Regions from separate parts of the Homo sapiens genome. Here region 2 is linked to region 1. Evidence: read pairs that join two places in POLR2A ChIA-PET (ENCODE). Cell type or tissue: Caco-2. All regions are shown on one strand. Links, peaks and the distances in the headings refer to the core of each region. The heading gives the core; the rest is flanking DNA. Region 1 overlaps LOC101928269 (a long non-coding RNA gene). Region 2 has its middle 120 kb from the start of LINC01436.

What was found. ChIA-PET counts read pairs that join two places held together with the same protein. Peaks named below come from ENCODE experiments on the same cell type or tissue, not always from the same donor. Only the 100,000 strongest peaks of a DNase experiment are listed, where the experiment ranks them.
Region 2: POLR2A ChIA-PET joins it to region 1 with 9 read pairs; 3 of 35 experiments call an interaction of 5 or more read pairs at or near these places.

The regions. Positions count from the first base shown.
Region 1 is chr21:35,981,627-35,984,547 of GRCh38, forward strand. LOC101928269 (a long non-coding RNA gene) reads right to left here. Exons shown (of 6, transcript NR_110418.1): 4 at 125-290. Among named protein-coding and RNA genes, the nearest start is that of LINC01436, 22 kb to the right of the region's middle. In Caco-2, for the core only: no CTCF peak of the experiment used is centred there; a DNase peak (open chromatin) is centred at 1,344.
Region 2 is chr21:35,879,322-35,882,242 of GRCh38, forward strand. No RefSeq gene overlaps it. Among named protein-coding and RNA genes, the nearest start is that of LINC01436, 120 kb to the right of the region's middle. In Caco-2, for the core only: no CTCF peak of the experiment used is centred there; no DNase peak of the experiment used is centred there.

The sequences.
Region 1 (2,921 bases), core at 136-2,635:
CCCTAACTTGGCTCCATTTTACACCCTGCCTGCCCAGCCTCTGATACTTTTCATAGCCAGTGTTCTCAGATTAGATTAATAGAGACCGTGCTGCGGTGTTTACCCAAATGGTTCTCATGCTTACCCATTAGCGTCCTCAATCCTTGATCTCATTCCCCCTCCTTTTCCCATAGATGAACCGGTGGATCCTGCTTTCCAGTCTGTCACCCTTGGCGTACAGGCTACCACGAGTTGAAGGAGGGTCTATTGCTGGAGAAGACTGGTTCATAGGAGTCCGCTCAGGCTCGCAGCTGCCAACATGAAAAAAAAAATCATCTCAGAAAAATGTAGCTCAGCTGCTTACAATAAGTCATTGTTATACCTACGTTTATCATTGTGGGGCACAGATGCAACCGTTTCTCTGTGCTAACAAGCTGATTAAGCTCAGCCAGGACTTTTCCAGAGGGTCCTCCCTCTCCCCACATAATCTATGTTGAGATGCTCAGCACAGAAGTTAGTGCATTGCTGGAACAAAAAGAAGTCTCTCTTTAGAGGGTTCCTAGCATCACCGCAACTCCCAATTCTCCTCTACCTCTTTGTATTCCTTTGTATCATTCATTCCTCGTTCCATGTTTCGTGTCACTGAGCCTTTCAAAGAGGGCAGATACAGCTCTCTATATTTCACAGAGAGCTCTAGAATTGCAATTACATCCATGACACATATTTTCATACCCCTCAATTCTAGGGCACTCATAGACCACAGTAAGAGATGCTCCTGCTCATTCTGAGGAACACCAACAGGCAAGATGCACCCCCTGACTGCCCCACCAAGAGCAGACCATCTGCCCTCTCTGACGGCATGCTTCACTCTGTCAACATGAAATGGCATGTTGTTCCTGAACATCCCATGATGGTCTGTGCTTCTGTGCCTTTTGCCTATCCTATTTCTGCTTCTGGGCACACTTTTTCTCTCCTTGCCTTTGGGTTGAAGCCCTACTCACCCTTTTACACCCAGTTCATTCTGAGTTGGACTTCTGGAAGGATCAGAAAGTATCCTCCATGCAGACACCACACATCACTTCACCCTTTTTCCCAAGGCAAACAACACTAACCTAGTCCAGGTCATGTTCCTGTTAGGCCCAGGTATGCCTCAAAAACTCTAGCAGAACAGCACCCCAGGCAGCATTTCCCAGTCAATCACATGAGCAAGCAAGATACACGCCTCTCTGTGTCCCTGTCTAGGTTTCTTCCGTGTCCCTGTCTAGGTTTCTTCCGTGTCCCTGTCTAGGTTTCTTCCTTTTCTGGAGACAGGCTAGGGACTGGCAGCTGTGACTGTGTATTGCTAAGTGCAATTCCAGGAGTCTGCAGAATGGAAGGCACATCCTTTTTTTTTTTTTTTTTTTTTAAGACAGAGTTTCACTTCATCACCTAGGCTGGAATGCAGTGGCGTGACCTCGGCTCATTGCAACCTTGGCCTCCTGGCTTCAAGCAATTCTTGTGCCTCAGCCTCCCTAGTAGCTAAGATTACAGGCATGCATCAACACGCCCAGCTAATTTTTGTATTTTAGTAGAGACGGAGTTTCACCATGTTGGCCCAGGCTGGTCTCAAACTCCTGACCTCAAGTGATCCTCCCATCTCGGCCTCCCAAAGTGCCGGGATTACAGGTGTGAGCCACTGCGACCAGCCAGGAGCCAAATCCTTGATGCCTCCACAGCCCGAGGCCAAGCAGGCCTCCCTCTTCCTGTGCTCCCTGATCTGTGCTAAGATCAGGTGCTCCCTCTATTCCCCAATCCTAACCCACTTGGATGCACATGTGATTTTAGTACAGCTTCCTTTAATTTCATGTTTAATGATTTTTCATACTACAACTCTTTTTTGTCAGAGCTGTATTTCTATGCTTTTTACCTTCATTGGCAAAGCTTCTGGAAACAAAGTATGTTAATGAAATTTTAAAAATAAAAAAATTACATAAAACCCAATTCAGGTATCTCCACTTCCATAAAGCTTTCTCAAACACCACCAATCTGAAATACCCTATTCCATGACCTCTGCACGTTGTATAGGATTCTTTATGCCCTTGAGGGATGAGGTAAAGTCTTCCCCCTTAATTTCTGTCACTTTAAGAGCAAACGTAGTAACAGACAAGGAGCAGACTTACTGTTTACCATAAGAGCTGTAGATTCCCAAGTTCAGTGTTCATCAGCTAAAATGTAAACTCACTACATGCTTAGCATTCACGTTGGCACATCCAGGTTACCCCTGTGGGACTTGAGGGGCAAGGGGAACCAGTGCCAACATGACGCTCATTCAGCTTGCTGTGCCATGAATAATAAAGTCCTTTGTCTCTGACCCAGGGATCTTGTGTCTTCTGCCAGCATCCATAAAACAGTAACAAGCTAACTTATCAGCTTGTAAGTAGAGTAAAATCTCAGACCCTTTGCAGGTCCTGGTCTGAGTTCATGCCTTTTCTTCTTTGGGACTGGCCCCAGAGTCCAGCATAGGTCCTGATTAGTATATATGTAGAAAGTAATCAAGTTCAATGGACTAGACTGAGGACAGGGAACTTTCCTTCTACTGAATACCACTTAGCCCAGTGTTTCTCTTTTTTTTTTTTTTTTTTGGCCCAGTATTTCTTAACCTCAGCACTATTGACATTTGGAACCAGATAATTCTCTATTGTAGGGGGGCTGTTCTGTGCATGATAGGATATTTAGTAGCATCCCTGGCCTCTACACAGTAGATGTCAGTAATACCCACCCCCAATCAAAAATGTCTCCAGACATTGCCAAATGTTCCCTGGCAGAGTAGTCTCATCCTCTACCCTCACCACTGAAAACCACTTATTTTACCTATGCAGAAGTGGGGGTGGGGTGGGGAGGAGGAAGCAAGGGGTTATAACTAAATTATCATTTAGTGGAGTTTGAGATGCTAATGTACCGGA
Region 2 (2,921 bases), core at 317-2,816, 100 kb before region 1:
CTGGCAGACGTCCCTCTCCCAGCCAGGATCCTGATTGCCAGGCTTCAGCACCCATGAAACCCTATCATCTTCTTCACACAGACTGAGAATTCCATTCACAGTGGGTTTACCCATTCACAGGTCTAACAGAGCACTTCCACCACAGGCATTTTTAAAAGCTGCCCAGGGCGTCTAAGAGGCAACATCTTAACCGATAAGACCCACCGATTCAAGCTCTTCCATTTGCTGATGAGGAAGCCAGGCCCAGGATGTGAAGAGATTTCCCTAAAGTCACATAGCTATGAAGGAAACCTGGTCACCCTCCAGCATGACACAGATGCTGAAACAACTTTAATATTTTCTCTAGGTCTAGAGAAGGGACATCACCTCTTTCAGGGGAAGGGGTAAATTGTCTTTATTTACTTACACATAATAATTCAACATTTTAATGCTGAACATTCTACGGGCTCTATAAGCTACTAGAATAAATGAGTTACCAAGATTACAGGATAAAAAAGTAATATATAAAAAAGTACTGTATTTCTAAATACTAGCAACAAACATCAAAAATAGACATTTAAAAAACAAAACCACTTACAACAGCATTAAATTTTTTGATACTTAGGGATAAATCTGACAAAAAGAACATTCATCTATACACTAAAAACTATAAAACATTGCTGACAGAAATTTAAAAATCTTTTAAAAATGGGGAGAAACACCATGTCTATGAGTTGAAAGACTCAGGATTGTTAAAATGTCAAATTAATCTATAGATTCAATGCAATCTCAAACAAAATGCCAGCAATATATTTGTAGATATTTACAAGCTAATTCTAAAATCAGTATGGAAAGCAAAGGGCCTATTATAGCCAGAACAATTTTGAAAAAGAAATAAGCTGAAGAATTACACCTGATTTAATTGTGTTTGGGGCTTATGGCTTTTTAAATTTTTTAATTAACAGATAATCAATGTATATATTCATGAAGTACAATGTGATGTTTAATATATGTATACATTGTGGAATGATTAAATCAACCTAATTAATATATCCATCACTTCACCTATTTATCATTTCTTGTGATGACAACTTTTAAAATGTACTCTTTGCAATTTTGAAATGTGCCCTACATTATTACTAGCTATAGTCACAATGCTGTGCAATGCATCACTAAAACTTACTTCTCCTTTTTTTTTTTTTTTTTTTGAGACAGAGTTTCACTCTGTTGCCCAGGCAGGAGTGCAGTGGCACAATCTCAGCTCACTGCAACCTCCACCTCCCAGGTTCAAGCGATTCTTGTGCCTCAGCCTCCCAAGTAGCTGGGACTACAGGTGCACGCCACCACACCCAGCTAATTTTTGTATTTTTAGTAGAGATGGGGTTTCACCATGTTGGCCAGACTGGTCTCAAACTCCTGATCTCAAATGATCCACCTGCCTTGGCCTCTTCTCCTATCTATTAATAATGGAAATTGTACATCCTTTGACCAACATCTTTCCTTCCCCCCTCTTCTCCACCAGACTCTGTCTCTGCTTTTTCTACCTGCTTCAATGTGAATATCTTTCTCAGTTGTTCAGTATGCAGGAGTCTTTCACCTAGTTTCTGCTTTCTCTCAGGGAGTATTGATCCATATGTAGGTGTTCATTAGGTGCATCTGTCAGAAAAGGGATAGTCAGGACCCTCCTATTCCACCATGTTGCTGATGTAACATCACCTCTTGATTTGAATCCTCCCTAGTGAACAATCACCTAGCTCTCATTGGTAACAGCAACTTCTCCCCTTAGCAAAGCAGACTTCATAGCAGGGAGCACTGAGGCTCAAAGAAGCAGCAGCATTTGCTGATAAACAGGTGCTGGAGAATATTCAGAGCAGCAAGAGCAGAGGTGTGGATGTGGGACCTCCTGAGACCCATAACATGGACCCAGAGTAAATCGTTCAATGGGATGGAGCATAAGGTGGTGAAACAGAAAGGTGAGAGGCAGATTTAAATGATGTATATCCTTGTCACTGTTCTTCAAAACTAACTTCCAATTAATATGCTGTATGGTAAACATATCTGAGAGCAATAACGTAGACTCCCTGAGACTGACCCTGTATGGCAGACACATCTAAATGTGTGCTCTGAGCTAGGAAATCTGACAGCGCCAAACACATAGATTTGTTCCTTTTCTATGAGGAACATCTGAGCTCCGAGCCTGGCCCATGGAACACAGGCCATACTGGGAATCAAGGCCCTTTGTTTTGGGGTAAGTGAAAGTTGCCAGTTGAAGACTGTCGGAGGGTGCTAAAAGAAAATGTGATGTAAGCTGCATGCCTTTTGCAAGCAGTTGCAGTTATAATGCTCAGCCTGCCCCCACTAGGCCATGCAGTTCTCCTGTCTAGCCTGCTACCACTGGACTCTCTCCCCTGCACGTAAGTCCCCAGTAAAACCCATGTCTCATTTGCTGGCTCTGGGTCTCTTCTTCAGCCTCTTGCATCTAGTACCACACCCACTGGAGTCGATACGGATTCGACACAACACATGCATACAGAGATTTAAGTCCCACCATGTATAATTCTATCTTATAGCAGTTTCAAGAAGTCTGTACCCCAGGAGCATTGAAGGGGGATCAAATCTTACTAATCGTAGGAAATAGCTTCATCTAAAGAAGAATTTCCCAATTGTTGGAGCTTTTCTTAAAAGGCATGGGCTGCTGACAAAGTAATGTGCTCCCTGTTGCTCAATGCATTCAAGCAACTGGATGCATTCAAGATGGGCTGGATGACCATCTGCCTGGAAGGTCAAAGAGATTTTTACCTTAGTAGGAAGTTGGTGGGAGGACTTTTAAGGAGGCTTCCAATCATGACAGATTGTGATCTTTTGGGTAAAGAACTAAGACTTCACCTGGGTTTGAACCCCATCTCTGCCCCTTACCAGCTGGGTGACCTGGGCAAAGCATT